Regions from separate parts of the Homo sapiens genome. Here region 1 is linked to region 2. A link is a loop called in an ENCODE intact Hi-C map of the cell type or tissue named here. Cell type or tissue: CD4-positive, alpha-beta T cell. All regions are shown on one strand. Links, peaks and the distances in the headings refer to the core of each region. The heading gives the core; the rest is flanking DNA. Region 1 overlaps CDK6 (cyclin dependent kinase 6). Region 2 overlaps CDK6 (cyclin dependent kinase 6).

What was found. Hi-C counts contacts between places; a loop is a spot of excess contacts. Peaks named below come from ENCODE experiments on the same cell type or tissue, not always from the same donor. Only the 100,000 strongest peaks of a DNase experiment are listed, where the experiment ranks them.
Region 1: a loop joins it to region 2, with 1.8 times the contacts of the local background. A loop is called at or near these places in 4 of 110 quality-filtered maps.

The regions. Positions count from the first base shown.
Region 1 is chr7:92,723,647-92,740,758 of GRCh38, reverse strand. CDK6 (cyclin dependent kinase 6) reads left to right here. Exons shown (of 8, transcript NM_001145306.2): 4 at 14,966-15,133. Among named protein-coding and RNA genes, the nearest start is that of CDK6-AS1, 100 kb to the left of the region's middle. RefSeq lists enhancers at 2,505-2,654, 2,855-2,924, 16,324-16,880. In CD4-positive, alpha-beta T cell, for the core only: no CTCF peak of the experiment used is centred there; a DNase peak (open chromatin) is centred at 8,878.
Region 2 is chr7:92,808,979-92,826,090 of GRCh38, reverse strand. The region is part of intron 2 of CDK6 (cyclin dependent kinase 6); the gene reads left to right. Among named protein-coding and RNA genes, the nearest start is that of CDK6-AS1, 19 kb to the left of the region's middle. RefSeq lists enhancers at 15,912-16,021, 16,137-16,281, 16,472-16,521, 15,510-16,709 and a cis regulatory region at 16,204-16,214. In CD4-positive, alpha-beta T cell, for the core only: no CTCF peak of the experiment used is centred there; no DNase peak of the experiment used is centred there.

The DNA.
Region 1 (17,112 bases), core at 4,447-12,446, 86 kb after region 2:
GACAAGGCATCCTTGTTCTCCAGCCTGCCACACAAGTTGGCTCATGATACAAATGTAGAATGAGTAAATGAATATGAATTTATTCAAGGGGTTGCTGAGAAAAATAAATGAAATAATGTATGCAGAGTACCTGGGAAAAAAATAATGTATGTAAAATGCCTAGGATGCTTCTTTATTTTTCTCATCCCACCCCCATTTCCAGTTACTTTCTTAGCATCAGGAGGCTGTAATCTAGGGAGGGTGACATTACAGTTAGAGTAAAGTGGAATAAGTTCTGTGCCAGAACTATGCTCAGAGCATTGTGAGATTATACGAGGCGGGCACATAACCTGTGCCTGTAAGGAGAATTGCCCAGGATGTGGCCAAAAGTTACTTAAAGTAAGCCTTGAAAGACAAGTTGAAAGGAGCCAGACAGACAAGATGTGTATGTTGGAAGATGTGTGTATATCGGGGGATAGGACAATGGAGCAAGCATTCCAGGAAAAGCAAATAGCATTGCAACAGAACAGAGATATAATAGAGCATGTTACCCTCAGAGCATAGTAACAGGGATGTAGGAACAGCTGGAAATTAATCCAGAGATAGTTAGGAAGCAGACGTTAAAGTGCTTTAGGTAACAATCTAAGTTTTACCTTTGTCTTATAGTGAACAGTGGGGGACTTCTGCATGACTCAGATTTACCTTTTAGGAATATCACTTAGGGCTAGGCATGGTGGCTCACACCTGTAATCCCAGTGCTGTGGGAGGCCAAGACAGAAGAGTTACTTGAGCCCAGGTGTTTAGACCAGCCTGGGCAACATAGCAAGACTCTGTCTCTACAAAAATAAAAATAAAACATTAGCTGAGCATAGTGGCATGTGCCTATAGTCCCAGCTACTCAGGAGGCTGAGGAAGGAGCATTGCTTGTGCCCAGGAGTTTGAAGCTGCAGTGAGCTTCACCACTGCACTCCATCCAGCCTGGGCAACAGAGTGAGATCCTGTCTCAAAAAAATAAATAAATAAATACCACTTAGTGCAGTGGAGAAAAGATTAAAGATGCAAAAATCTAAAGACAGGAGTTCTTTGTGTCGGAACACCATTGTAGTAATCCAGGCAAGAGATACTGACTACTTGGCAAGGGCCATGGAGATGGGAGAGAAGGGCTTATTTGAAAGGTAATGTAGGAACTATAATTACCATGATTTCGTGACTTGTTAGATATGTGTTTGGGAGGAGAGAAAGAATCTAAAATGTCTGTCAGATTTCTGAATTGATCATTTGGGTGGATGGTGGTACCATTATACCAGATAAGAAATACAGATGGAAGGACAGGTTTTGGTGGGAGTAAAGAAACTGTATTATTATTTTGGAACAGATGGAGATTACAGTTACCAGGGACTATTCTAAAAAACATAGCAGGAAGCATGTGTACATTTGCACATGCAGAAGTTTGCACATCTGGAGCTTGGGAGAGCAGCCCCAGCTGCCTTATGACTGGGGATGCCTCAGAATGTGACTAAATGTTGAAGCCACAAATGAATGGGAGATGAGGGGTGGAGGCAGAATTTAAAATTTAAGACAGTCTTGAGAAGTATAATTGCAAAGGTAATTATGGAAACACAAACAAATGGTGAATGTTTTTGGTAGCCATTATAGACAATAGCAAAGGGAGCTTACTAGAGACCCAGAGAAGGCAGTACCGAAAGCCCAGATGAAGTTAGAGACCATGATGTGCAACCACTTCAGACTTGTTATGAACATTTTCTCTCAGCAGTCCTAATTGTAGAGATGTGCAAATTGTTCTGAGATTAGGCCTTAGAGGACCAGTATAAGAAAAAGTGGAAGCCAATTTTTGGTGCCTGGAAAAAGAATAATACCAAAAGCTGACTGGGGGTTTTAGGTGGGCCAGGAAAAGTTTGAAGGCAAGAGGCGCACGTTTAAGAAAACAACTAGTTCAAGACATTTTAGACAGGGGTATCCCTAAATCAGAGTAGCACTGAATACATAAATTGTATTTGCAATGCAAAAACTTGGATACCTGTACTCTATTATGCTGAACACTAAGAGTTTCCCATCTATAGGGATGCCCATGTTTCCCTGGGCAATTCCTATTGTAATACCAATTTTTTTTTTTTTTTTCGGAGATGGAGTTTTGCCCTTGTTGCCCAGGCTGGAGTGCAGTGGCCGGTCTTGGCTCACTGCAACCTCCACCTCCAGGGTTCAAGCGAGTCTCCTGCCTCAGCCTCCCTAGTAGCTGGGATTACAGGCATGCACCACCATGCCCAGCTAATTTTGTGTTTTTAGTAGAGACAGGATTTTACCATGTTGGTCAGGCTAGTCTCAAACTCCTGATCTCAGATGATCTGCCTGCCATGGCCTCCCAAAGTGCTGGGATTACAGACGTGAGCCACTGTGCTGGCCTGTGATACCAATTTTAACATTAGCTGGATAAATTCTTCTTTGTAAGAGTCATTAGATCGTTAACCCAGTTCTCAGTTTTGCCTTGGTGGGTAGCTCTTCAGTTCCATTTGGCCTGAAGATCCCCCTTCCTCTGCACCTCCATGCTTTTCCTGACTAGTTGTGACCACCCAGATCCTCTTCCTCCAGCAGATTGAAGAAGTTGTTAGTGAGGAGTACATGGTCCTCCTTCCACTGGAGATACATTGGCTACCTCTATCATAACTGACTTCAGTTTAAAAAGTCAGTCCTTGCAACAACACAAAATAAAAAATGTTGAAGTCCCACCTCTATGGAGTCCCCATAAGCAGCTGTGCGTGCAACTCTACCCAAAACAGATAATATGCACAGATGTGTTTATGGGAAGGAGGCACAAGGACTTTCAGTGTGTTGTTTTCAGTTTCTCACCACTACAAGGGTTTCTTTTCTTTTTCAAGGAGGTACATTGTGGTAAGCATGTTTTATGACCCATAATAAAAACCCTTGTAAAGACCATTTTTTGACCAAATGAAGCTAAGTGTTCTTTTCAGAGTCCTTGTTTGCTCCTCTCCCCCTCTCTGTATTGGAATGCACACAGTTCAGCATTAATGGATAACATAAGGAAATAATGTCACAAATTCTAGTTCTTATTTGTTAAGTTGAGAAAGCAACCAGAGTTAACTATGTAAGAAAGTTCATTTGTAATGTTTTTCCCGTTTTGGTAGTAGCTTCAGAATATATATGTTGATTAAGTAAAATGGTATATTTCATGCTTATAGTATCCGGTTATTATCCTATAAAAAGCACCTAAGGACAGTTTCGGGAAATCTCAATAGTCAGAGAGGCCTACAGAAAAATCTGTCCAGGTATAGGGAAAAAGCAACTTAAAACCATTTTAGCAAGTTGGGTCATTTACAAAATGAAACATGTAATACATTCAATGAATAATAACAGATAATTTCTAAGGACCTAGACTTTCAAAATTAAGAACAGACCACATAACATTTGATTTAATTAAAACAACAGATATTTTAAGGATTATATTATAAGTTGTGTTTGTTGATCTTAATAGAGTGTTAGGGAAGATAGAAGGCTATCCACATACTAACTGGGGAAAATTCAGTGGATCTGAACTTATAGTATTATCACAGCCTCATCTTCATTTAGTGGCACCAGTGCTGAACCCATTACCCAAACTGGGAGGTTTACACATTGTTTACCCAAACTGGGAGGTTTACACATTATTTTTAGTTCTTGTAGCCACCCTACAAGAAAGTGTTGTCCCCATTTTACAGATGAAGAAACGAAGGTTAGATGCTAGCGGAGGGAAGATTAAATAACAGGCCCAAGATCACACAGTGTGCAACCTGGAAATGTAGCGGAGCTCTCCAAAGATGGGCCATTAAAATTGAACTGTGAGAACAAATATTAATATATCACATTTGTCTCTTGAATTGCTTTTCCCCTTGCTTTTTGTTTCAATATTCTAATTTAGACCTTCTCTATCATATGTTCAGAATAGTATCATAGCCTCCTTACACCACCTCCCATCCATTATGTATGCTAAAATGTCAATAATAACATGCCATGGTTTTACACATTTTTACTACTTACCCACTGAATATAAGATAAAACACTATAGACTCCCTGTGTCCACCAGCAATAAATCCCTTTGCAGTGTGGTCCCATTTAGCAGTGTGCCCTCTTTAGGACCCTGCCTGCTGGAGCTATAGCTGGTGTACAAACACGTAAGCACTTCCTCCTCCTCTATTAGTGTCCTCCATGACAGATGCTTCCCCACACCAAAACTAATACCAGCCTTCCTCCCAGATTGGCTTAGATGCTGCTCCCTCCTTGGTGCTTACTCAGTGCCTAGCGCTCTTGTGCCATTTGTGGTCCTTGGCACATACTGACATGAAGTATGTAGGTACATATTCTTTTCTCCCTGCTAGAGTAAGAGCTCCTTGGGACACTCTATTCAGGTGCTTCCGTGTAGCATCACCTGACACAATGCCTTACACATAGTAGGGACTTCATAGTTCTTTTGAATAAGTGGTAGCAATTTATTATGTGTATGAACTTTACAATAAATAAAGTGCTTAAGCATAATATCCTATGTCATATATATAACCATAATACACATAATCATATATAAATATATATTACATAATCTATAATATATCTTGTTTAAATCTTTTTGTGGGGTCATTTTCTCAAAAATAGATGTGAAAAGCAAGGCCCACGAAAGTTGCAAGTGACTTGTCTTAGATTATCTAACTTGCAAGTACAAATTTGGATCCAAAGCTTTTAGCTCAAAACCCAGTGCTCTTTCTTTTAAATCATACTGCCTTCAAAAATGGAAATTTACATCTCATGTCTAAGTGACTCACTTAGGTTTATACGTACCCAAAAGAAACTTTTTTAATACTTTTATGCCTCCACTTGGCAAGCAGTCAGTAAATTCTTAGTGAATAACCAATAAGCCACAATGCAGGATTATGGCTTTTTTGCTAAAGAAAGACTCAGGAATCAGTTTAATCGGTGAGAATGTTCTATAACTCCTGTACACAAAACCAAGAGCAAAGGTCACTATAATTCATCTTAATGCATATCTATAGACTATTGGGTGATTCATCCAATCAAGTAAAACCAAAAGATTTCTATGTATAACGTGCCTTGTTCGATTCTTGGAGAATATAAAGATGCATTGCATTCCTGTTCCTCAAGGAATTTGCAATCTAGCTGGATAGCGCTTGGCAGTTTAAAAAACAAATCAAATCTATAATATAAAATAATCAAATGTCTAGGTTCTCTCCACAGTTCTATGACAGAGGCAGGGCAGGATTTATTCTGGTTTTTATAAGTGAAAACCTGAGGCTCCAAAAAATTGGGACTTCATAGACACTGGGGACTACTAGAGGAGCGGGGAAGAGCTGAAAAACTACCTATTGGATACTGTGCTCACTACCTGGGTGATGGAATCATTTACACCCTTAGACATACAAAGGTATGAAATATACCTTTATAACAAACCTGCACATATACCCCCGATTCTAAAATAAAAGTTGACAAAAGTAAAAAATGAAATAAAAAATCTGTACTATTACAAAAATGATAAGAAGGAAGGTGGAACTTGCTTAATCAACTGACTAGTGGCTGAGTTGAACGGAACTTAGTAACACTGGAGTAAGAGACTGTACTTTGAGAAACTCTGATATGATCATATGAAATTAAAGTAGTATTAGGGGATTTGGCCAATAGTCCAATTCTGCATCCAAGTGAAGACTCAGGCAAAGTGATTTGATCTGTGGAATACTTCTCTTAGAGATGGGAGAGGATAAGGTACTTAAGCTAGTCCTACCCCAAGCTGTGGAACAATGTGCTGAAATCCATGTCTCTTGACCCCTGGGCAAGTTGCTTCTGAAAGAGATGGTAAGATAGGAAGCATCCTTCATTGTTTTTGTTCAGTGTGTCAGTGTTCATTATAGTCATGGGAGTTTTATATTTCTAAAATAATGAGCCCAAAGTCTCAACACATATGAACATGTTTTAATGGCTAAAAGGTACGAATACTGATTTATATGCCATGCCTCTTTTGTCCCTATCCCGTAATCCAAACCTGCTCTTTCTGATTCCCCTGGAGTTTTATCGCATTCCTCCTAAAAGGAGTCAGTGAGTTCTTTTTAAGCTAATGGCCTTCATAGATTTCATGGTCATTTTTAGTTTTGTTTGGGCCCTCACTTCTTTATGAAAACTCATTGAGCATTTATTGACACCCATTAGTACAATGTGGTGGGAGGCCAATAAATCTAGAGGAAGAGCAATTTAAGCAGGACCCTGCCAGGAGTTGGGGCCATGGGGCAGTAAATGAGTAAAGATGGCAGAAATCCACAGAGTACCAGGAGGCAGGGCCAGAGAGCTAGGTGGGCTTTGGCTGAGGGGGCTGAAGCAGGAGAATTATCTGATAGGATCAGGTTTACACTTTTAAGGGTTCAGTCTAGACAGAGAGTACAAGATGGATTTGAGGACTGAGATCAGTGGGGAAAGGCTAGGTAATGGTATATGTGAGGAAGGAGAAGGCGGACCAGACCCGCTATAGTGGGAGCCTCAGAGGTGTAGGAATTGTATTTAAAAAGACACGACTTTACTGAGGAGCCCAGAACAAGACTTGAGTAAATGAAGAAAAGGAAAGACTCAATATTGTAAAGGTATCTGTTATCCCCAAATCAATTTATCAATTTTTAAAAATCATTGAAAATACTAAAAGGATTTTTGGAAGGTGTGGGCACTCAATAAAATGATTCTGAAGTCAGTTCATAATCATAACATATAAGAATATCCAAGAATGCCAGACACGATGGTGCACACCTGTAGTCCCAGCTACTTGGCAGGCTGAGGTGGGAAAATAACTTGAGGCCAGGAATTTGAGGCCAACCTGGGTAACATAGACCAGCCTCTAAAAATAAATAAATACATATTTTTATTTTCAAAAAATATTCAGGAATGTTTTATAAAGAGTGGAAAGAGAAAACTTTCCCTGCAGATGTTAAAATTTACTCTAAATATTTAATAATTAAAGGAGAGAGGTACTCTAAACAGAGCCAGAAACAAAGAGCAAAAGTCCAGAAAATAACTTCAAGTAATTTAGAACATGAGAAATAGTGGCATTTAAAATTGGTGGGTAATTTAATGACTGCTTAAACCCTTTTGCTAATCATAGAATATAAATAAAAATAGAAAAATATAGAACCATTAAAAATTAAGCTGTAGATCTACATTGCCAATAGATCTACATGCAAATGAGTTCAGTATACAGCATGATGTGAAAAAGACAGTTACAAAATTGTATGCATTCGCATTCCATTTAGAAAACAGAGACTAACCATCTGCATGAGTATTATGTAGATGGCAAAAATGGGATGAGGTTAAAGAAGTCAAAGTTCTGAAGCTAATATTAGCTGGGCATCCTAGTGATGTTGGAGTCCTGCAGGAAGACGTTGAGTGTGGGGTAAACAGGATGAGCCATGGTTCCTGGGGAATATAGAGAGTTGACAGTAAATGATAGTGATGGCAAAGGCGATATTATAAACATTAATGGAAGGAGGTACACACCTCAAAGAGAAAAGGATAACCACCTGAAAGGGATGATTGCCAACAGGAAAAGAATGTTGGTACAGGCCCCATTGGGTCTGTACCTCACCCTGGGGTGAATCATGGTGGCTATAAATGAAAGATAATGTTCATAACATATTTAAGTTAATATAATTTTAATTAAGTTAGATTTGTTAGAATAATTTTCAGCTGCAAATTACAGAACACTCAATGAAAAGTGGATCCAGATAAGGGCATTATTATATACATAACTACAAGGCTGGAGGCAGACAGCCCTAAAGTTGATGCAGCTATTCATTGATGTCATCAAAGACCCAGACTCTTTCCCTGTTTACACTCTGGCCTTTTATGTGTACAGATGATGTTTCAAGATGGTTGCTACAGCTCGGTAGCATTCAGTATAAGACGTGGGTGAGGAATGGGAGATGAGGAAGTACAGCAGAGAGCATTCTACTGTGCACCTCTTATCAAGGAGGAAAATGCTTCCTGAAACTCTCTAGCCAATTTGCCCATACAGGACTGGGTGTCATGTTCATCCCTGGATCAATTCCTAGCAAAAGGAAATGTGATTGCCTTCATTGGCCTGGACCAGGTCTTCATGGCTGACAACCAGCAGTATCTTCTATATCACACAAATAATTATCTGTTCTACTCTTGTGGAAAACCAGCTCCTCTAAGCATTACCTCATTTGAAGAGGAAGGAAGTACAGAGTGAGGGGAAAATTCTCAAAAGAGGGAATTGAGAGGAAGAATGTGGAAAGATAAGAAAGTATTTTGTCCAATTGCAGCCATTAGAAAGCTTATTAAAATTTCTTCTTCTGTTTTTGAGAGCTGTCGCCCAGGCTGGGGTGCAGTGGTGCAATCACGGCTCACTGCAGCCTCAACCTCCCAGGCTCAAGTGATCTTCCCACCTAGGCCTCCCGAGTAGCTGGGTCCACAGGCATGAGCCACCATGCCCAACTAATTTTTTGTTTTTTGTAGAGACAGGGTCTCCCTGTGTTGTCCAGGCTGGTCTCAAACTCCTGGTCTCAAGTGATCCTCCCACCTCAGCCACCCAAAGTGCTAGGATTACAGGTGTGGGCCACCACACCTGGCCTAAAATTTCATTATAGAAAAGTGTGTGTTGAAATGGGGAAATATTCACAGCACATTGTAAAATGTTTTTAAAAGCCTCACAAAACAATGTGTATAGAATGATAGCCACTTGGGTCATTACCCAACAACCTAGGAACTTGGGCTTCATGTTTTCTTACTTCTTTACCCAGTGCTGATTTTTATCTCCTGCTCTGAAGAAATTATGTTTAGCATTGCATATTTGCAGTTTCAGTTCCTGATGATTTTCCACAGTGGGTTAAAAATAGCCATTATGATGAGGTAATGATTTATTCTTTCATGTTGTTCATTTAAGTCATTACATTGTTCCTCAAACACCAACATTTTCAGGCTTGGTGGAAATGACTTATTATCTTTTTTTTTTTTATTTCCAGTTAGTTGAGACTGATTCTTTACCTTCTCAGCATTATCATCACTTCCAGGAATGAATAAAAAGTGGGTTCTGTTCTCATTTCAGAATACATATTTGATTATTAAAATTTACATGCAATGCCACTTTATTACACTTTTATCCAGTTGCCTAGAAGCAGTAAAAATTAGAAGCCAGTGTTTCCATTTAGGGCCCATGCCTTTGTTTCTCCTGAGGGGCCTCGAGGTGATGTGTGCCTGACTCATCATGCACAGTGGCAAAGAGACGGGTACTATGGCATTGCTGGACTATGCTTTGCTGTGGAACAAAGCTCATGTGTGACTCTTTTAGCTTGCCAGTTAATGGCTTGCTTTGAATTCACCCATTACAACTTTCCAGGTGATATGGAAGTTTTAAGGAATCCTCTTGAACCCTCCTCTTGGTTTCTCAGAATTTGTTTGTCTTGTTCTTTGTGATTTTGGATGAAGCATTCTTTGGGTCCTCCTGAGGACCACAGTGAGAAGTAGGGGAGACCTGTTTATAAACAGCCTTTGAAGCTCATTGTTCATTGCTCATTGCAAATTGATCAATGAAAGCACACGGGAACCCTGTCAGGTTTTGAAATAGAGTAGAAGCTGTATACATACAGCAAGCTTGATGTGGGGACCTGCAGTGTAGATTCTCCCAGAATGCAGACAAAAGTGGGTGGAATCTCCAAGGAGTGAATCAAGCCACTTGGCTAACGCTTTAGGACCTTAACACGATGCTGTTAGTCACTATTTCATTGCTTAGGTAGCAACAATATACCACATTTTATGGGAGAACCATGGTTTTAAAACATTCTGGGAATAGATCCAGCAATTCCACTTCTGAGTATATATCCAAAAAAATTGAAAGCAGAGTCACAAAGAGATCATTCTACACCTGTGTTCATAGCAGCAATATTCACAGCAGCCAAAAAGTGGAAACTACTGAGGTGCCCATCTATGGATCACCAGATAAACAAAATGTCATATATACATACAATGGAATATTATTTAACCTTAAAGAGGAAGGAAATTATGATACACACCACAACATGAATGAACCTTAAAGGAACTATGTTAACTGAGGCGAGCCACTCACAAAAAGACAAATCCAGTGTGATTCCACATGTATGAGGTATGTAGAGTTGTCAGATTCATAGAAACAGAAAATAGAATGGTGGCTGTCAAGGACTGAGGGGAGGGGTACATGGGGAGACATGCGAGAGAAGTTATATGCAGGCTCAGGTGACCTTTCCCTCTGTTGCTATAATCGTAACCCTCACCTTAATTCAACATGTTCTTATTGGTTTAGTGTTAAAAAACCTTTGTTATATGTGATACATTTTAGTCTGTGGCCTCCTCTAACACACTTCATAGGAAACAGACAAACCACTATGGAGAGAGTTCTGTGAAAACTTGAATAACAAATTTGAAAAGACTGAGGTTTACAGAGTATAAGGAGAAAAATAGATTATCTTTGCCTACAAGTTGGATATGTCCTGTTTTTAATTTTTAAATAAACTGAGGATTATACATTTTTGGTGCTAAAACTTTGAGGATGTGAATATATCACAAGATATATCCCTATATCCAGAATTGTCTATTTAAAGTTGTCATTCTGTGACTTATGATATGACTTGGGTGTTTTTAGTGTCTTTTGGAAATAATCATACTTTCTTGTAATGAGAAAATAAGGCCCAGGCCAGGTGCAGTGGCTCACACCTGTAATTGCAGCACTTTGGGAGGCCAAGGCGGAAGGATTCATGGCTCGAGGCCAGGAATTCAAGACCAGCCTGGGCAACATAGCAAGACCCTGTCTCTACAAAAAGTTTAAAAAGTAGCCAGGCATGGTAACACACACCTGTAGTCCCAGCTACTCAGGAGTATTGTTTGAACCTAGGAATTAGAGGTTGCAGTGAGCTATGATATGATGGCACCACTGCACTCCAGCCTGGGTGGCAGAGCAAGACCCTGCCTCTAAAAAGAAAAGAAAAAGAAAAGAAGGCCCCATGATCAACCTTTTCCCATTAGAAAAGCCTGAAGTCGTTTTTTAGTTTGCTTGTTTGTCTTGATTTTAAATAAGAGGATTAGAGCTCTGGAACACCTAAGAGAAACAATTACAAGACTTCAAGGATTTCTTGTATTCAGAAAGGTCCAGAGTCTTTTTAGGGGCATTGCCAAGATAAAGCCCCACCTAAGATCTCTCGGAGCCAGACTTCATTCCACAATGGTGTCCTGTTGAAACATGCTTGCGAGTCGCATGTTTTAAAAAGATAGAGTGAGGGTCCCAAGTGACTGTTTATCATAAGTATGACTAAATGTTCAAACTTTTTATACCAGACTGTGCCGTATAACATAAAAAGGGAAACTTTTAAACCTGCGTTTAACTGAAAGAGCCTTAATTGGTGGTATCTGTAGTTTCATTGCATTGCATCACTAGGGTTACTGTGAAATATTTGAGTCATATATGGTACAGAATAATTTAGATTAAAATCTTGAGCTAATTTAAGAGTATGCCTCACGATACTATAAACTGAGATAGAACAGATCATAAGCTTACGTAGAGAGTCCTTTGAAATGTCTTTGATGAAAACACTTCTTGTGATTCTGTAGGAAAGGTGTTTTTTTCTTACCTCATTTAATGTTGTAATTTATTTATTTATATAATCCTCTGGAATTGGGACTATATCTTATGATTATTTGGGACCAGAGTTCCTGACGTAGCTGAATGTACTTCACCTTTGAAATTAGGTATTGCAATAAAGGTTGGCTAAAGACTGAGAGGGGTTCCCCAGTCATGCTTATTACAGGTTCACAATGCCCAACAACCTAACTCGTGGTTGAATTACTGAAGGTCATGAGATGTTGGGCAAGATTTTGTTTTTTAAGTCGTTAACTCAGTGTTCATTGGTTCAGAATTCCAATTGTGTCTAGATATTGGAGATTTAAAAGAAAAGCCATTTGCTAAACAAAAAAAAAATTTAAGTAGCCTAATAAAATCTAAAGAATGGTCATTCTTATGTAGAACCAACTTACATCTATAGGCATCATACACATGGAATCAACGTTAGTGCAGTCATGTGGATTCATACTGCCTAACCCATGCTTTGGTATGATATTAACAAGCCCTTTTAATCTACTCTACCTTTAAACAAACAAGAACTAGACCTGTAGTATAAGTGCCAAAGTAACACAACTAAAACTGAATAATAATAATTATGGCATGTCCCAGGGTGAAAAACCATGCAGCCATTAAAAATCTCATTGTATAAAAAAAGTCATATTGCAGAATTTTATTAGTGGCAAAATGTTGATAATGAATTGTTACATGTTTTTAAAAGAGCTACAAAATAATGTGTACAGAATAATAACCACTTTTACTTAAATATACTTATACATCCAAATATAATAAAATACGTAATTTTTAAAAGACAGACTAAAAAGACACAAAAAAAGTTATATTAACAGTGAAGTTTTCTCTGTTCTCCAAGTAGTGGAATTTTTTAGTGATTTTTCTTCTTCTCTGGATTCTTAAAACATTTTATTAGTTTCTGCATTAAGCATGCATCTATACATCTTAGCAATTTTATAATTAAGAAAAACATAGTGTGTGTTATAACACAAATAAAAACGATGTGCATGTTTTTAAATTTGTATACTGCTAATTGGCTGCTAAAGTTGTTTGAACACTGCAGCATGAACCAAACAGATTTATTCTTTATACTGTTTTAAATGAGTGACACTTAACTGTATAGAGGCTAAAGATGATGAGCCAACAGGACATTACTTTAGGTTAGTCATGCTTTTTAAAATTCAGTGCTTACAAGTTGTGTGCATGTGTTTCCAATAAAGACTTATTTGCCAAAATGTTCCTTGAACATTTTGTGCTACATTTTCACACTCCTGTTTATTCATTACAACTTATTGGACCTGCAGTGCTTCTCAAGTCTTGAAGGGCTTTTCCTCCCCAATGCAGTCTTCTCCAGGGTTTTGGGAAGCTTAGAAGGTCACCCCTGCCAGTTCAGAATATTCACTCAGGGGGATCTCAGAAATGATTCTAGATCACTGCATACCCCCTCTAAGTGCTTTGTTCACACCGACCTTGTAGCAGTGGTCATGTTTTCTTTTAGTTGTTTGTGAATCAGTCTCCCCCAGAAATCAGGACACTTATCTTGGCAATAATCATCCTAATAATTACTGTTTGTCAAGTGCTTACCATATGCCAGAAACTGTACAAGCACTTGGCATACATTACTTCATTTAGCCCCCTTAATAGTAGGAAAAGTAATCGCTACTTTCTCCACTTTATAAAAGGAAAAACTAAGGCTTTGGTTTTGAACAAGCTAAAATATAAAGACAGAACTCCGAACTCTAAAGGAAGAACCAAAACCATAAACCAGTAACCAAATATACTGTTCTCGATGAGAGGATTCAGTGGTCCGGCCAATGATAAGTGTATCCTCACAGCCCCTTCCAGCTCTGAAATCCATGGTGGTACCCAGTCATTTTTCTAACCCTTGTATTAACAAAACAGCTCCATCCTCCCTTGTATACACCATTCTTATAATATTTGGGTCAGGGGAGTAGGTCACTCTTAATTTCCACACATTTCAGAGGATTATGACATCATGGCCAATGTCTTAGTTCCTACCTTCAGACACTGTCCCTGAGTATTAAATCTTGTGTATATTTGTATTGGTCCTAAAATTAGAAAAAGATCTGATATTGGTTTATATCCTGAATGATCCGCTCCTCCATACTGGTTAATAATAACAGTAATAAGCGCTGCCATTTACTGAATATTAACTATGGTGCTAAGTGCTTTACAATGATCCTATGATAAAGTGGGCTTTGTTACTGTCCCATTTTACAGACAGGGAAACTAAGCCTTAGAGAGGTTAAATGGCTTGCCTTATTTTACGTATTCATTTGTTCATTGATTTGATAAAGGAATACATTGGAGATTTGAATCGAGGTTTTCCAGACCCTAGTTTAAATCAAGACTCTGTTAATATTCTAAAACAGTTGATTAAGACTGGGCATGGTGGCTCACACCTGTAATCCCAGCACTTTGGGAGGCTGAGGCAGGAGAATAGCTTGAGCCCAAGAGTTTGAGACCAGCCTGGGCAACATAGTGAGATCGCATCTCTGCAAAAACTAAAAACATTAGCCTAGCATGGTGGCATGCACCTGTGGTCCCAGCTACTTGGGAGGCTGAGGCAGGAGGATCTCTTGAGCCAAGGAAGTCAAGTCTGCAGGGAGCCGTGATCACAGCACTGCACTCCAGCCTGGGCAACAGAGCAAGATCCTGTTTAAAAAAAAACAAACAGTTAATCAGCACTCTCTTGCTAGTATGACTTTGGGCTAATTAGTAGCCTACATCTGTGTATCAGTTTCTTGACCTGTAAAATGGTGTAATGATATTATTTACCTAAATGTTGTGGTGTGGATTAAATTATTTACTAAGTGGACAATGCTTAGAATAGTGCTTGATATATAGTGAGTGTTTAGTACTAGGTGCTATAAAATAATAATCACCATTAATAACAATATTATTATTCACTGGATTTTAATTGTTGAAATGGCACATTAAACAATAGAGAAGCAAAAAGTGTCCCCTCACGACCTCCTCCTTCCTCTCCCCAGCATGAGCCACTGAAACCAGTTTGGCAGATATCCTTCCAGAATGTTTCCTATTCCATCAAAAACTATTTTAAAATTGTCCTTTCATTAATAAAATACAGGTTGAGAGTGAAATTTTTTGCAGTGTTCTTGAAAGTGTGGGAGTGGAAAGGCAGGAAGGGAGACAATTCACTCATTCAGCCAATACCTGTCAAATGCCTGCCGCATGCCAAGCAGCCACAAAATGCTAAGGATTCGGCGTCCAGCATAGCAAATGCTCAACTTCCGTTTTGAGTGTTTACTGATTTTCTTTTTTTAATTTTATTAGGATATGATGTTTCAGCTTCTCCGAGGTCTGGACTTTCTTCATTCACACCGAGTAGTGCATCGCGATCTAAAACCACAGAACATTCTGGTGACCAGCAGCGGACAAATAAAACTCGCTGACTTCGGCCTTGCCCGCATCTATAGTTTCCAGATGGCTCTAACCTCAGTGGTGAGTGAGAGAGTGCTGTCCTTTTATTAAACTTATTTTTCCTATTTTGAATGACAGTCTGTCCCTCTTCCATGTCTCTAATGTTAGTACTGCCCATGACTAGTTGGTGGATAGAATGTCTTTGCCCATTTTTATATGGCAGTGGGTAGGCAGAAAGCATTCTGCTTACAGCTACAGTCACATCCAGCCTGGGCTTGTTGTGGACAGGATCCATTGCAGAAATAGCCTGTTGCATCTTAGCCACTGGACAGGAATCAGTTACAAGTTTCCAAATGCTTTCTGCCATAACCACTGTTTTCAGAGCTGTATGTACAATGCCTAGGGAACACACAGCTCAAGGTCAGGGAAGAAAGAGCACGAGCAACGTTGACCTGTCTGCAGCATCATGGTTTTGAGAAACAGAGTGCCTACACAGGTTTGTTAATGCACTCATCTGAAGCTATGGTGCCAGCTGTAAAGAAGAAATCAAATTCACAGTGAACTTGGATGATGCATGAACGTAGAGCACCGCCATGCCAGGTGAAGGCTCATATAACCCTGAATAGAAAGAGCGAACCCAACGGCCCTGTTTTGGCAAAAAATAACAGTTATGATACCCTGTTTCTTTTTGCCATTCAGCTGCAAAACCATAATAGCTATTGACATTGGTTAGCTTCTATTTCTCCATATAGTTCATTATTTCTCAGATGGATTTTTGTGAAATTCTGCACCCCAAATACAAAAAGAGCAGCCTGGAAATAGGTATTAATACCCTTCTCTTTGAAAGACCTGTTTTGCATACAGTAAATTCATGCCTTACGTACAGTAAATTAAATAAATAATATATAGCAAATTAAGTCTTAAGAAAAAGAATTTTAAAAAAGAAAATATCTTTGTATATTCAAAGAAATAAAAAAAAATAATCCGTATTGTCCATCTTTAGCCTCAAAGTGGTTCTCACATCAGGGACAGCATGGCCCTGTTGTTAAGTAATGATTGGCAACATCTTTGGTCATTCTGCACAGCAAAAAATTGTTTCCCTAAATTTCAGTAATACTACAGCTGATAAGTAGAAATTCAAGAGAGGAGTTAGAAATTCTCTGAGACAGATAACTTGCCTTAGGAAAAAATCCAATTTATAAAAGTGTTCCCCACCCCCTGCCCCCAGTCAAAATAGGGGTGCTACCACCTAGACACGTAAGACCAGTTACTTTCCAAACATTATAGACTTTTCCTAGGGCATCAGAACTTTTGATGCAGAGGATTCCTTGGAAAATGTTGCCATTGTTAGAAGATAAATCCTACTCATTTCCTCTTTGCCCAGCATACACCATTGCTTTAGAGGAGAAATGGCACGAGTTGATGTTTAAAAGATAGGCCTCAGCTTTGAGCACGGTCAAGCAAGCCCTTGTATTCTTATGTAATCACACCAGAAAGGGCTGAGTCTGTGTATTTCCCCAGTGGGAAGGGTGAGGTAGGCTTTGAGTTTCCCTAGGAAGTTGTTGCGCATGTTGTTTTGGGGCCCTGGGGAGAAGCTTGAATAGGCTTTGTGATCCAGAGAGTCATCAGGGGAGTAGATGGAAGGAACTTGTCTCCTTGGGTACGTTAATTGAAGGAAGGATAAGCTGTAACTGAGATGGACGCTTTTATTTTAATCCCCCCAAATGGGCACTAATAACCATAAATAAAAACAGGAAACCCAGTTGGTTTGTGTTTGATTTTTTTTTTTTTTTTTTGCTTATTAAATTTGAGCTTGTGCGTAACATCAATTAACATTCCATTCTTGCTGAAAGTTGATATGTTCAAACAGGAAAATGTAGACAAATTATTTCATAGAGGAAAAGGAGAAAGGCAGTCATAAATACACAATTTTTCAGTATCTAGTTTATACTGCATGCTTTATATTTCCTATAGTGACATAAGTAAAACATGTTAGCAGCTGAGAAGGATTCTAAAACAAAAATCAGACTTTATTGGAAAGAGTGACGGTTGGAATTTAA
Region 2 (17,112 bases), core at 3,961-11,960:
AATTATTTCTATCATGTGAAATAATGTTAATACTAAGGAGTGTCAAGGAGGGAGAACGGATCTGCATATTGGATTACACTTATTGGGATTCCTGGGAAATAATTTAGGAAATACTGAAAAAAGGAAGTTTCATTTTTGTCTTACTCCAATCTACATAGTTTATATGAAAGTTTAAGTATAATTCATTCTTATAGTTAACTGTGCAACTTTGGACTTAATTTATATACTGCAAAGAAGACATTAACATTAGGAAATGAGCATACATTCAGCAAAAGCTGAAAATGATTTGAACATTTCAAATGTAAGAAAGTAAGGTATTATAAATACATTTTGATCAATTGCTTGAGTTCTTTTATTTTTCCCATTAATTTTAATTTCTTTGGCTTTCAATAGTGGAAAACCTGTTAGCAGAATTAGGTAAAACCTTCCTAATAATTTCTATAAAAGATGATGATTCTGAATTTCATTTGAGCCTTGTCTTCTACTCCTCTTCATAATTTGTGTACAGAGAATTTGGATTCCATCTTGACAAACTGGTAGGTTTAATTAAGAAGTATACTTCCAGTTTGAATTCATTCCAGTTTCTTAAGACACATATGGTTGGGGTGTGTGTGTGTGTGTGTGTGTGTGCACGCATGTGCATGCAGAACAGTGGAGTACAAGATTCTTGAAAGAAGGGACTGTGTTGTCTTGTTCCTTGCAGTATCCCAAGCATTTAGCATGATGTCTGGTGTCTTGTAACCCTGAATAAGTATTTCTAAATGACAGAATATGCGCCATTTAGAAATTCAGAATTTAATTTTTTTTAGTTAGAAATGAGTAATCATGTCTGAAAATACAGGTGAGGTCTCTGGCATTCAGCAAGTATTTATGAGTATCTGTTATATTCAACGCTTTGTTAAATGGGATTAAGGCAGTAGTCACAAAAAGTGCATATTGAAATGTTTACCCAAAAAATGGTATGTGGTCTGCAATTTGTTTCACAATGGGGTAGAGATGCAATAAGAATGAACTATGAGTTGATCACTGTTGAAACTGTGGAGTTTTATTGTACTAGTCTCTCTGCATTTATATATGTTTGAAATTTTCCATAATAAGTTTTTCAAATGTTCCTGCTTGTGGGCTAGGAGTCAGAAAACTGATTCTTATCCTGATTCCTCTGCTTATTATTTAATAGTTGAGTAACCTAGGGTAAATTCCTCATGTCTCTTGGCTGCCATATCCCCACAATAAAAATAGAAATTACTACTGCTCTTTAGACCTTAGTGGTTTACTCTGATCAAATGAAATTATGTATACAAAGATCCAATATTATACAAATATAAGGTATTATTAACAAAATGAATTCCTGCTTTCAAGTAGTTTATAATTTCCTGGAAGAAACTGACATGTACACAGATATCTGTATTACTGATTGGTAGCACTTTCATTCCACCTCACGTTGTGAAAGTATGAATGGAGCTAGGTACTTCTGAAAAGATGTGTATTGAGTTTATAGTAATTAAAGTAAAAAATAATCTTTCATTTGGGTATTGGATATTGGTGTCGTGTTTACCCAGTGGTCTTTCCTGTTTATTAATGGGTTTATTGTGAGAGTATCTGTGGACCAAATGCTGCTGAGAACACATTGTCAAAACTGATGGGAGCTTGATGATTTCTTCTGTATTTGACTATTCAAATTAACCCAAAGAGGAGTTGGATTCTTTGCTTGTTCTTTCTTTCTTTTATTTTTTAATTTCAAAATCTCAAAGAGAATTATTCATTTTTGTCATACTTTGGAATTTCTGCTTGTTTATTTTCTGAGGCTGTTCCTATGGCGTGACTGACTTATGACATTTAAAATTTTGTTCTGTGTCCTCTGTTTAAATCGTTAAGAGTTCTATTCACAGCAATGAAGCAGTTCTTTTTTAGGGGCACTAATCTTTAGTGAATTTGCTTTTTTTTTTTCCTTTGCTTCCTTTTATTGCAAAGTAATCTCATAATTTCTGTGGTAGGTGTTCCTAATGATTAAAAAAAAACATTCATTTATCCTAAAATACTTTTATTTTTAGAAGGTTCAAAGTATAATGTTAGGAACATTAACTCTCACACCTTTCCAGCAGCAGAGCAAGAAAAACAAAAGAAGGCCAGGCACAGTGGCTCACACCTGTAATTCTAGCACTTTGGAAGGCTAGGATGGGAAGATTGCTTGAGCCTAGAAGTTAGAGACCAGACTGGGCAACATAGGGAGACCCTGTCTCTACAAATAATAAAAACTTTTTCTGAAAAAAGACATCTTTGCATTTCAAGGGTAGACTTTTAAACTTTAGTTTAAAAGTTTAGTTTACTCAGACCAGTACATTTTAAAACTTTTTAGAAGAACCCAAGAGACTGTCTGAGTCGTTTCAAGTTGGGAGTTTTAGCTGATATAGTATACATTTCAACCATGTAGAATCACTTTAAAAAGTTATTAAATAATCTTGGGTTAAAATGGGATATTTTCTTGTTGAACCTTGAGAAACCAAGAGACAGGTTTGGAGATTGGGGCTAGAAGGGACTCCCAGTGCTGATCATGAATGAAATACATTCAAATTATGTAAGTTCCCTTGACCTGGGAGAACATAGCTTCTTTGAAATGACTTTTTTTTTTTTTTTTTTTTTTTTTTTTACATATTAAGACTCAAAAGAAGAGTGGTAACATTCTGCTAATTCTTACAAATTATTTTAAGCCCATGAAACTTAATCAGTGGCTATTTAACTTCTAGCTGATTAGATGAGAACTGATGCCACTTGGTTCTCAGCTAAAGTTTTGTGAAGGGAAGAAGTCTGTTTCACAGACATTACTACTCAAGTATTGACTGACTCAAAGTGATGGAACTGATTTCAAGGAGAGCTGTATGAATGTGACTGACTCGGTGGTACCAATCCAATCCTAGAAAAACTAGACTTTTGAGATGAGTCAAGAGAAACATCTTTGTTTAGGAAAGATGGTATAGGTTTGGTTTTTTTTTTTTTCACTTTAGTTGATAAAAGTAAGAGGTGAATCCATCATTAGGCAAATAGAAAATGGTCTGGAGTTGTATTTATGTATCTGAAAGGACAACATGCTCATTAAAAGAAGGGAAGACGGTGGTAGAAGATAAGCTAAGTTAAGGTAGCAATGAGAGAGAAAATAGAAAAAACAGTAAGAGAACTTGGGATAGTGAGTAGATCTGAAGTTTCTTGATAAACTTCAAACTCTGAAACCTGGTGATCTGAAAGTAGATGAAAATTCTGCCATATTTAGAAAACCCTCAAACCAGTGCTTATGGAACGAGTAAACTCAGATTATCATTCTTACAATTCTGCAAAAATAAAATGGCATTGCTGTCTGCTTTTTCTTGGGCACCTTATTTTAATCATTTTTGCATTGCCCCGTGTGCCTAGCACTCAATTACCTGTTGAATAGTTGTATGAATTAATGTTGAATGTCAGCTTCCCATTAGAATATAGGCTCCCTGAGGGCAAAAATTTTTGTTTTGCTCACGCATTATCTCCAGCATCCAGAACAGTTCCTAGTAAATATCAATTGAGTAAATGACTGAGTGAATAAATAGTTAAGCCATGACTCAAGATTACTGTTTTCACAGCAACTTTATTGACAGTAAAAATGTAAATTAACACTACAATTTATTAGATATTTTATTTTTCTATTCACTCAGTATTGCATTTAAAACTCTTCAAAATTATGTAGTCTCTAATAGGTAGTAAATTGGATTCTGACCTGGGAATTAGGAGTTATTTAATAATGTAATGATTGGCAAGTAGATTGGACAATGAGATATACCCTTTCTAAGCTAATTCATCCACTACTGTTTTCATTAAATTACGAACATAATTTTATGCCAATAATATTGATATTTTAGTGATATTTTAAATCATCATATCAGTTTTTGCAGATTGAATTTACATGTTTTGATGGAAGTTTGTGAACATGGTTTAAGATTCTCTGGGCTGTGACTGCTCATTTTTGTTTTACTGTAAAATTAGTTATATTAAAATATGACTTCTAAAGAGTCATATTTTATATTTCCCTAAAGAGCCTTATATTAATGGCCATAGCTGTCCTTACAAGTAGGGATGTCCATGTAATATGTATGTCATATTAAAATATTGACATGCATTCCCCTAAAGAGCCTTGTATAAATGGCTATCACTGCCTTTATAAGCAGTGAAGCCCAAGTGGCCAGTCCCATTATGAACCTTGTCCCATTACTTCTGTTTGGGGCTACCATTCCAAGCACCTTCCTCCTCTGCTTAGAACAGCTGATTGTGATCACGTAATGGGTTGTGACATCACTGATAATACTAATATATTATTACATAGCAATAAACTAATTATATATATAACATAATTTATACAATATATATAGTAATGAAAGAATTAAGGAAAAGAAAGGGAAAGAAGGAATGAAGAGAGGGAGTGAGTAATAGAATAGAAAAGAAAAAAAATTGTGGTGTTCCCAGTCAGTTGTCAGATATGTTTCAAGGAAGTTGTTAATAAAGTAGAGTACCAAAGTTTGCAGGTGAGGAGAGTTATTTGCAGTTTTTTGTTTAAAATAATTACATTTTTCTATTAAAGCAATTTTTCTGGTTAATATTGCTTGTAGTAAATTACTCCAACATGTAGGGGCTTAAAACAACCATTATCTTATATTCATGAATTTAGCAGGTGGGGAATTCAGACAGAGCACAGTGAGAATGGCATATCTCTGTTCCAAGATGTCTGGGACATTAGCTGGAAATTACTCAAAAACTGGTAGTTTGATTATTCTAGGCGTCTTCACTTTCAAGCCTGGTGGTTCATGCAAGTTGGTTGGCGAAGGCTGGGATCTGAACTCAGGTTTTTGAGCAGAGCACCTACACTGACCTACACCAGGTGGCCTGGGCTTCCCTTTCAGCATCAAAGCTTCAGAATAGTTGAATGTACATGTTGGCTCATGGCTTTAAAAGTTGGTGTCCCTGAGAACAAGCAGTGTTAATTATGCCACGTTTTGTTGTTTATATTTGAGTTCAAAGCCCCAGAGATTCAAGAGGTAGAGACATACACCACCTCTTAATGGAAGGAATGTTAAAGAATTTCCACCCCCCCACCCCCAGCTTTTTTGTAATCATGACATTAATACTAATACTAAATAGTATGAAAGGGCTTATGATAAAAAGGCAAAGCTCCTGCCCCAGTTCTCAGATACAGCTATTCCTATTCCCAGTACTCAGATACAGCTTCTTTTCACTGTCTGTTTTTGGTGCTTCTGTTTATGGTCTCCATAAATTTAGATAATATGCTGTTGCTCTAGTTCTTGATATTTAAACTTCAGTAATATCTATTGACTTTCTACTCTGAAAAATGAGGACTTACCTTGTTAATATTACTGTGTATTTCCTTCGCTTTCTGTGAGATAGGGATATTTTTATTTCATATAATAATTTTAAATAATATCCCTAAACTTCAATTTTTCATACTTTCACTTTGGGCAGTATCTCTTGATTCTCCATTTAGTAAGAGGAGAATATTTTATCCCCGTAACCTTTCTTCCACTTATGTTCTCCCTTTAACATCACAATTTCTATCAGCTACTTTGCTAAAATTGTTTATTTGCATTCTGTTCCGTACTGCAACAGAGGCTTCCCTGCTTTTCTAAAGGTTGACCCTTGCAAGTTGAACACTGGTAAACAGTGCTTACATTCTTCTGACTATATAGAGAGAGTTCAGTGCTAGGCCAAATATTCAGCCCTTATGTTTCCTTCTCTCCAGGTTCAACATTATAACCCTATGAAGCTGATGGAGTCCTTCTTTTGTAAAAACAGACATCTGGATTCTCTTTCCTTATTCTGCATCACTTGTTTAAAATATGCCCTATTTTCGTGTACTTTTTATTCAGGCCATGACTTTCTTGTATCATTTTGTTTTTCCTGGAGTTTCTAATTGCCTTTTTATTTTTTCTTGCCATGTTTGCCTTTATCACAATCTGTGTTCTCCAGAAATACTATGTGTCTACATATGGTGGGTTTCCCGCCACCATTTAATTTGCTGGGCATTCTGTGGAATCTTTCTAAGTGCAGATTTGCTTCGTTTTATTTTTTTTAATGGCTGCTTCTTCATCATTTGTTCTATTCTCTTTACAAGGTTCTTCTGTTAGTCAGATATTTGATCTTGCAGTTGGGATCTCTGTGTCTCTTCTTTTAATCTTTTTTCTAATTCATCTCTTTTCTCTGGTTTTTGCTTTGTATTCTAAAGAAACTTCTATATTATTTTCCAAATGTCTACTGAATTTACTCTCAGTAATTAATATTTTTAACTTCAAAACATCATTTTTTGTTCTCCACTTGTTGGTTTTTAAAGCATCCTCCTCTGGTTTTCTGTAATATTTCTTTGAATTACTGTGAATTTTTTTAAAGTCCTCCACATTATCTCTGTTTCTGTCAGTGTTTAGTTTTTTTGGTTAACTTTTTTGTTTTTCCTGTGGCTGAATTTTTTAAATGCCTGGTGATCTTTGAATATCCTTTGGCTTTTTTAAAGTCAAAACGAGCTAAAGGTATAATTTTTATACAGTAAAATACACCCATTTTAAGTGTGTGCTTTTTATGAGTTTCGACAAATTTATTCACCTACTAACCACCACCACAATCAATATCTAAAATACTCGCATTATCCCACAGGGCCCTTTGCAGTGAATCTCCTCCCTCTACCAGGACCCCTGCCAACCTAATCTTCTTTCTGTCATTATAGATTTGTCCTTTCTAGAGTTTCATATACACAGTATCAAAGAGTATTATGTTCTATTATATCTGGCTTTCATTGATAGTGTTTTTGAGATTCATTTATGTTGTTGACTGTTTGAGTAGTTCATTTTCCATTATATGGATTTACCACAATTTGTTTATTCATTCACCTGCTGATGATCATTTCTGTTGTTTCCAGTTTAGGGCTGTTATAAATAAGGCTGTTGTGAATATTTGTGTACAGGTCTTTGTATTGATATGACATATGCTTCATTTGTATGGTAAATACCTACAGGTAGATTGCTGACTGGTATGGCAATTGTGTATTTAATTTTTAAGAAATTGTCAAACTTCTCCAAACTGGTTGTTCCATTTCCAGTGCTAGTGTATAAAGGTTCCATTTGATTTGCACCCTCCTGAACACTTGGGACTGTCAATCTTTTTATTTTTAGTCATTCTATAGTGAGTGTGAACTAATAACACATTGTGATTTTAATTTGCATTTACTTGATGACTAATGTTGTTGAATATCTTTTCATTTGGCTATTGACCATTCTGATACCTTCTGTTGGGAAGTTTCTGTTCAAATTGACCGTTTTTTAAAATTGAGTTATCTTATTGTATTGTAAGAGTTCTTGAGCAGTCTTTTGTCAGCTACATGGATTACAAATATTTTCTTCAGGTCTTTGGCTTACCTTTTCATTTCCTTAATGCTTTATGTCAAACAGAATATTTTAATTTAACCTAAGTCCAATTCATCTTTTTTTTTCTTTGATAGCTTATGCTTTTTTGTATCCTATCTAATAAATATTTGTTTACCTCCAGGGCATATAGGATTTTTCCTATGTTTTCTTCTAGAATTTTATAGTTTTTGCTTTTATTTTAGATTTGTGATGCATTCAAGTCAAGTCTTTGTGTTTGGCTTGAGCTAAGAGTTCAGGTTCATTTTTCCTGTATGGATATCCAGCTATTTCCGCACCATTTATTGAAAATACTTTGCTTTCTTCATTTTGAATTACCTTGGCAGCTTTGCTAAACATTAGTTGAGCATATACATTTGGGCCTGTTTTTAGACTCTTTGTTCTTTTGCATTGATCTATATATCTATCCTTTTGCCAATGTCATACTTTGATTACTATAATGTATAGGTCTTAATCAGGTAGTATACATTTTCCAGCTTTGTTCTTGTTTTTCAAAATTGTTGTTGCTCTTCTTTTGTATTTTCATATAAATTTTAGAGTCAGCTTGTTAGTTAACACAAAAATTCTCCTATTGGGATAGCATTTAATCTCTATTAATTAGGGCGAAGGCATAGATATTGACACTGACTTCTGATCACGAACATGGTGTATCTCTTCATTTATTTAGGTCTTTAATTTCTCTCATCAGAGTTTTGTAGCTTTTAGTGTAATGCCCTTGCTTGCATTTTATTAAATTTATCTCTTTGCATTTAATGTTTTTGGATGTTATTGTAAAAGGCATTGTTTTTTCTTTTTAAGTGTTTGTCATTGAGAGCTATAGTCTTTTTTGTATAGTGACCTTGTGTCTTGTGATCTGAAAAACTCCCTTATTAGTCTGGTAGCTTCTTTGTAAATTTTAGTTTTTTTACATACACAGACACATCATCTGAGAATAGACAGTTGTACTTTCCCCCCTATATATATATATGTCTTTTATTTCTTTTCCTTTCTTTTTTTGCCCTGGCTAGAACCTCTAGAAAAATGTCAAATAAAAGTGGTGAGAGCAGATGTTTTTGGCTTGTTCCCAATAATAAGGAGAAAACTATTCAGACTTTTGCCCTAAAGTATGATGTTAGCTGTAAGTTTTCCTAGGTGTCCTTTATCAGATTGATGAAGTTCCCTTATATTCCTAGTTTGCTTAGAGAGTTTTTCATGATTGGGTACTGAATTTTGTCAGTGTTTTTTCTGAAGAATTGAATTGATTATTTTTTTAAAAACTCTGTTATTGTGCTGTGAATTATACTGATTGAATTTTGAAAGTTAAACCAAGCTCACATTCCTGGGATAAACCCTACTTGGTCATGATGTAGCCTTTTTATATATTGCTAAAATTTTGTTAAGAATATTCATGAATGATATTGGCCTATAATTTTTTTTATAATAACTCTGATTTTTGTTCTGAGGTAATGCTGGCTTCATAAAACGAGTTGAGAAGTGTTTCTTCCTCTTCTATTTTCTGAAAGATTTTGTGTAGGATTGGCATTCTTTCTTTCTTAAACATTTAACAGAATTTACTAATGAAGTCATCTGGGCCTAGCATTTATTTTTGAGTAGGTTATTAACTACAAATTATATTTTCTTAATAGATATGAGACCTTATAGGTTAGATCACCTTTTATAATTTTGTATTTTTCAAGGGATTTGTCTATCCTAGGGTTTTTTTGGGGGGGTGGTAGTTTATTGGTATAGATTCTTTAACTCCTTATCTTTTTTAATGTCTGTAGAATATGTAGTGATGTCCACTCTTTTATTCCTGATATTGGTAATTTGCATTTTCCTCTTTTTATCTTGACATACAGATAGAGTTTTGTCAGTTTTATTGATGATAATCCAGTTTTTTGTTTCATTAATTTTCACTTCTGTTTGTCTGTGGTCTCTTGATACTTATTTTGTTTTTATCTTCTTTTCCTACTTACATTGGGTTTAATTTGTTCTTAGTTTTAGCTTCTTAAAATAGAAGCTTGGATCTTCAAATATATGCATCTTCCCACAAATTTGAATATGTTGTGGCTTAATTTTCATTCAATTTGGGTTATTTTAAGCCATTTTTAGTTATATATTCTTTAATCCATGGATTCTTAAATTTCCAAACATGTAAGGGATTTTTCTAATTTCTTTCTGTCTAATTCTGTTGTGATCAGAGAACAATTCTGTATGATTCTAATACTTTTTAAAGATAGTAACACTTGCTTTGGTCCAACATATAGCTTATCTTGGTACTTGTTCCATTTGATTTTTTATTTATATATTTCCAATTTTCTCCTCACTGTGTCCATGTTTTCCTTTAAGGCCTTGGGCATTTTTGTAGTGTTTATAATAGTTTATTTAATTTCTTTGTCTGCTATTCCATAAGTTCTGTCATTTCTGAGTCTATTTCTATTGACTGATTTTTCTCCTGCTTATGGGTCATGTTCTGTATGGCTGCATGTCTAATAATGTGTTATTGGATGCCAAACATTGTGACTATGACATTGTCAACTGCTGGATTTTGTTCTACTCCTTTAAAGAGAATTGGATTTTGTTCTGGCAGGCAGTAAAGTTATGTGTGGTTCAGTTTTATACTTCCAAGGCTTATTTTTAGTTTGTCTCTTTTGTTGTTGGGGAGAGGATCTAGTGTATGTAGGCTTTGCTTCCAGGCTAGTTTAGCCCTACTAAGACATTACTCTTTTGTAGTCTCTCTTCTTTGGCTGGTAAGGAGTTTGAAACATTTTCTGCCCTCTGTGAGCTCTGGAATCATTCATCTTACAACTCCTTGGTGATCTTTTCTCAGAAGCTGACCTTTCTTGACTTCATGCAGTTCCACATGTGTAGCTTAATATTCAGCCAGGGACTCAATAGACCCCATGTAGATTTCTGGAGCTCTTCTTCAGTATTGTGTCTTCCAAATTTTAGCCACTTTGGCCTCCTTGTCTTCTCAACTCTGATCTCTGCCTACCCAGCTGGGCAAGACTACAGAATTTACAGAACTCTGAGGTTCCTCCTTCCTGTACCTGTGGTCTGGAAATTGCCTCCAAACAGAAAGCTAGGGCAATCTAGGGCTCACCTCATTTGCTTCCCCTCTCTCAGGGATCACAGTCCTCTACTACCTATAGTCCAATATCTGAAAGCAGTTGTTTCATATGTTTATCTAGTTTCTAGTTGTTTCTGGCAGGTAAGAAGTCTGGACCTTCTTGCTCCCTTACTGCCTTGTATGTCCATTAGTTTTTATAAAGACTGGTTAGCTAGTAAGACTATTAAATAGGATCTTTTCCTCCCTGCTGGCTCTCATTTCTGAGTAAAATTTTTGGGAGACTTGTTTGGCATAGGAATCTTGGGATGGGAGTATGCTTCACAGGCTTTACTTTTGGGTGGCTGGAAAAATGGCTGTCAGGATGTGGAAAAACTCTCAAATGTCACAATAAGAAATGGTTTACTCCAAGATCTTAGGTACAGGGATGGCAATAGGAATGCTAACTGGTGCAGTTACCCTATATACAGACATTTAGTTGACTCCCCTGAATGTGGGAAGAAAATGGCTGCCCTTCTTCCTCCCTTTTTCCATTGCACCTGTTGACTCGTAGTCCAGCTTCTGCTTCCTCCACGGTGCCCTCATGGCTTGTTCTAGGGCAGTGGCCTCCCTTCTAGTAAAAATATTTGAGCATGTCACTGATATTCACTGAATTATAAAAATTATGTACATATACAGATATATTATTATATATTTAATAAAAATAATGATTTTGAAATGAAGGGGTACAAAATACCTAAAAATAGAAGATATTTTCTTAATACATCTCCTGATTATATGTTCTTCACTTTGGAGACTACTATCTCTTTGGTGACTTCTTCCATCACCTTATTTCTGTTTATTTTCAGTCACCCAGCAAATTTACTAAATTCTCTCCTTTTTGTGTATGTGGGACGCCCTTTTGTAATTATGGGTTTATTTCTTTTACTGAGAAAGAATGGAGGCAAATATTTGTGATAGGTCCACCATTTTGAACTGGAAGTCTGATTACACTTCTTAAAATAAATTTTTGAATAATCAAAATGTCTTTTTTTTTTTTTTTTTTTTGCAATTCAGTTTGCTTTCCTGGTTGGGAGCAGAAGGGCTGCAGCCCAAGAATTGCTTATTACCTGCGGGAAGTTTTTGTTATGCAGCAGTTCTTAAATTTGGGTAATGTCAAAGGGCATGTGAACCAAGGAAGTTGTCTGCTAATTTCACCAGAAGCAAAAAAGTTTAAGAACAGCTGCTCTGGAGAAATATTGGGATCACATGAGATATACTTTTCCCCTATTTATTCCACATTCCTTAATTTAGAGGACAGTATAACCATCTGGAGAGGATCCATAATTGAAGAAAGAACATTGTTTCATTCTTCTGTTGCTGATTGCACCTGGCTATATAAATTCATTGTCATCTTCTAGGTTTTCATACTGTTGATATACCATCCCTGAAACCAACAGCTGATATAAATTGTAACATAGAAAAGCTAATTTGACATCATATTGGGAATGTTAGCCAATTGATTTTTCTTAAGGGAAACAAACTGAAAAAATAAGCCCACTATGAATTAATTCTTTGCAGGAAATTCCCATGTCTGATTATTTAAAAGAATAAATTCTGCATGCAAATGAATCATTACAAGCTTAATTGAAGCTTGCGGGATACTCAAGTTTACTCACTGTGGTGTGTTTTTGATGGAGACAGGAAGTGAAAAAGCAAGGTCTATGAGACTTTTTTTTCCTATGAAGTCTCAGCCAGTCTTTTAATGTTTCTCATTGAGAAACTTTGGTTGGGAGGGTAAATGACTCAAGGTATCTATTGCTGCTTAGCCGTTTTTAAGGGGGCATTTCCCCCCATGTTCCTCCCCTCCCCAAAATAGCTAATTATGTACTGGAAGTTTCAATACATTGTTCACAGTTTGTGAAGTCAGCATATTTCTGGAAGCTCACTGTGAATGTAATTCTTAACTGTACAAATGCTTTTGTTTCTCCATCTCTGCAGCTAGCTCTGTACTGTAAGGACACAATTCTATCGCTATTTTTTCCCTCACATTTGATGTGGTAGTTTGCATACAGCTGCAGAGTAGACAGTTACCTTTGAAAGGAACATTTGGCTGCTCTAATTTGATTAAAGAAAACCACCTCAATCATTTCTAGACTGAGAACGTTTTCATTTTAACTTGGCAGTAGGAGTTGGGAATGTACTCATTGCACTTAGATATGTGGGGGACCAGTTAGGGAACAAAACCAACTGCTTGAATGAAGAAAGCTTTGGTGCATTTTTTTTTTAAAAGCAAGCAGTATGATTCCCTTTCTGTTTCCCTCTCAAATTCTCTACAACCTTGATTTTCACCTCCATCTTCTTTTCACGGTTATTTACTTTGTAATTCCAGTAAACGAATTCTGGCAGGAATAGACTGCTACCCTAAAGTGATTTGTGATTTAAAGGACTTCAGGGTCCTTAAAAATTATCCCATTTTACATAGAAATAAAATCCCAAATCATGAATTACTATGAATTGCATATATTTTCTTGGCCACTGTTGAGAAAGGCAAAAAAAGTTGTTAGATCATGGGTGTACAGACCAAGGCTGGGAATTTAGTTGTAACTTACTTAGAAGAAAATTGCTCCTTGTCAGAAGGCTGCAGTCAACTCACATATATGCCCTTTGTTTCTGACATAGAAGAGGGTCTGATCACCAAATTAGTATGACAATTAAAAATAAATTCTGGTGATTGTGAATTGGCATCAACTTTATATATGTTTTTAGAAATGATTGAGCAGTGGTTAATGTCTGTACGGTAAACCATGAACAAACTTTTGAACCACAGCTCAGTAATTCAATATATGATATCCTTGTGAAAGGTACTGTGCTGTCATCTTAAAAAGTTTGAGTGTGGGCCAGGCACAGTGGCTCATGTGTGTAATCCCAGCACCTTGGGAGGCTGAGGTGGGAGGATTGCTTGAGGCCAGGAATTTGAGACCAGCCTGGGCAACGTAGTGAGACCTCATTTCTACAAAAAATATTTCCTAAAATTTAGCCAGGTATAGTGGCACTCACCTCTGGTCCCGGCTACTCTGGAGGCTGAGGTGGGAAGATCAAGGCTTGAGCCTAGGAGTTTGAGGCTGCAGTGAGCCATGATCACACCACTTGACCCCAACCTGGGAGACAGAGCAAGACCCTGTCTCAAAAAAAAAAAAAATTGAATGAGAAAATTTAAATTAAAAGTCTGAAGCTACACATGGGCCTCAGAAATAACAAACACTATTACTTATTGATTATTGGATATTATTGATTACCTAAGAGAGGAGGTCAAATGTGGGTTCACATTCCAGTTCTGCCACATGACTATGTGTCTTAACCCCATTATGCTTCCTACCTCTAAGCTTCAATGTCTTCATTTGTAAAATTAGGACACATATTAAGTGATGTCTCTGAAGTTAGGTACCTTTTAAGTGTTTTGTTTTGTTTTGTTTTGTTTTTTTGAGTTGGAGTCTCACTCTGTTGCTCAGGCCAGAGTGCAATGGCACCATCTTGGCTGATTGCAATCTCCACCTCCCAAGTTCAAGCGATTCTCCTGCCTCAGCCTCCTGAGTAGCTGGGATTACAGGCACATAGCTAATTTTTGTATTTTTAGTAGAGACAGGGTTTCACAGTGTTGGTCAGGCTGATCTCGAACTCCTGACCTCATGATCCTCCAGCCTTAGCCTCCCAAAGTGCTGGGATTACAGACATGAGCTGCTGCGCCTCGCCCTTTTAAGTGTTTGATACTTGTCAAGTACTTAGTTGCCTTACTTATTCCTCTCCTTCAGAATATTTTGTAGGGGGGTGGTTTTGTTAATAGGATTGGTGGCAGAACTTGACAAAATCTTCAAATTCTAATATTATGTGCATCTCTCATTCTCTTGGACAAAATGATTAAGTCCATTAGGAATCTCTCAAGTCTGCCTACTTTTTCTCTGGTTAAGTGTGACATTATATCAGGTAGTAGTTGCAAGGGCAAGGCATAGGTACTACGGACATAGGAGCTGTTCAACAAATGGTTGCTATTAGATGGAGTTACACTGTCATCTTGAATGCCACCTTCTGCCATCTTCAAGTGCTATAATTATTTCCACATTTAATCTCAAGACTGTTCACTCGAAGCCACCCCAGTTTGTTCTTCCTTCTGAGAGTCAAAGGCCAAGAAAGAATCTTTTCATTTTGTTTTTACACACGGTAAGGAGGGCGTAAATATTTTCAGCCACGTGTCTCAGTGTACAAGGATGGTGAAGGGACTAAAACGATGTTTGCCTAAAGTACCCTGCTACATTGGGGTTTGAGCACTCAGGATTTCTAGTAGATACAACATTATAACTGTAGTTGAATCCCAGGCTCGTTCACAATGCTTATTTATATAGCTGAAGAATGTCCAATGAGTAAAATACTGCAGAAAGCAATGCTGGAGACCTGTGGAAATTCTATGAGAAAATGCTGGGTACTGATTATTTATGTTACTTCAAATTTTCTTTCTCTCAATAAAGTATTATTTTGATATTTCTCCTATATAATTGCCTTTTTTTTTCTTTGGCGCTGGGGGGGTTCTCATTCTGTCACCGGGCGCGATCTCGGCTCACTGCAACCTCCGCCTCCTGGGTTCAAGCAATTCTCCTGCCTCACCCTCCTGAGTAGCTGGGACTACAGGCACGCACCACCATGCCCAGCTAATTGTTGTATTTTTAGATGGGGTTTCGCCATGTTGGCTAGGATGGTCTCAATCTCTTGACCTCGTGATCCGCCCACCTCAGCCTCCCAAAGTGCTGGGATTACAGGCGTGAGCCACTGCACCCGGCCTATAATTGCTTTTTTTGAAGTATATTTATATAGCCCTTTACTATTGAATTCTGCCCATCTACTTACTATTACTGTTTATCTTCTTATGTCACTTCCAACCTGGGTGACAACTTAAACATTCAAATCCAGTAAAATTATTGTATGTTTCTAATAAAATGCATAGAAGCTAGCCTGAGACTGAAGTTTTGTTTTTTAAAAAATATGTAATGAATTCATCACTTCTTTTCGTCATGACAGTTGTCTACTTCTTAAGTGCTGTTAATATAATTACGTTCACAGCAGCAGTGAGGGAGACTGGGGGAGGATTGTTATTCCCGTCTTGCAGATAAAGAAACAGACAACGTAAATGACTTGCTCAAGGTCAACTGTCTGCTGGCAGAGTCAGGACTAGACCACAAGCCTTTTGACTCCAGGGTGTTATTTCCCCTATTATATAGTTTTTCTACCTAATACTACAAGTGTTTCAGTCATGCAAAGGTCATTTGGATTTGACTGTTTTAGTAAGACCTGCTTGGCAAATTAAATGCACATAAACTGCATGCTGACAAAGGCATGCTGTTTATTTGAAGAGGAAGCTATCTTGACTTACTGGAAACTAGAGGTATAATGGCTTAATTCTGACAGATAGTAAATGATATACATATACACACACATACACACGCATATATATTTTCAAACAATCTATTTTCATAGCCATATCTAGAGACCAGCATATAGAATTGACAGTGTTAAGTAGTGTTATTTGTTAGGGTTCATGCTGCTTCTCAACTTGGTGGCAGTTAGCTTTCCATGACCTACCCTGCGTTACTGAGAAAAGGATGGAAGAGTAGCAGGTCAAAGGAAGTACGCATACCTTTGAATCTGGCACCAGAAGTGCTGACGAGGATGTTGCATATGCTCACGATGACTCAGCACTTCCTGGTTTCTCTTTTCAGCCACACTCTGGCTAATGATATCGAATGACCTTGGTTCAAACTGAGAGTTTCAGGGAACCTTTGGTTTCTTCATCATCAAAAATTTGCAGTCTTTCCTTTCTGTTTTTAATTAGTTAATGGTACTAGGTATGAACCATTATATTTCACACTGGATTAGATACTTTTTGTTCTTAAGATGGTCACAATCTAAGGAAGTAGCTTTGACCCTGGACTATAAATAAATATACCCTTACCTCTCAAGTAAGAGCAGTCCTGCTATAACTCATTTGGTCTTTTATTGTTTCTGTGCAACCTAATAAGTAGGGCAGGAGTGGAAGGAAATGGAGTTCAAACTTCAGTTGCACTGTTTGCAGCTTTGGTTTTAGGAAAGGCTTAGTGACCAGTAAGGCCAAGTAAGGGAAGGTAATTGTGGATCTGCCCCTTGGGTCCCTCATCACTTTCTGAATGGTCCAGAATAGGTCTACCATGAGTGAAACCAGATTGTCGTTGTCAATTAGTTTTATATTTAGGATCAGCCACAATTTTTAGACTCTAAAATTATTAACATTGAGCACATTTGGAGATGAAAATTTTCAGAAAACATTGAAAGTTCCAGGAAACCTTGAAACTTTTTAAGCCTGAGTTTTCCTGGGCTATTGAGAGTTTCTCCATGTTGACAGCCAATTTGTTTTACAATTTATGAAACAATTTAAAAACCATTTTATAGATTATCTAGATATATTTCTTTAGAAATATATCTTCATTATTAAAGGAAATCTTAAACCAGTGGTTTGCAGTGAAGGAAATAGCTATAGTATAGCAAAAATATGCCTATATTTAAAATACAAATATTTATTGTTAAATGTGTTTATGTGTTTTCATCTTTACAGAGGCCTCT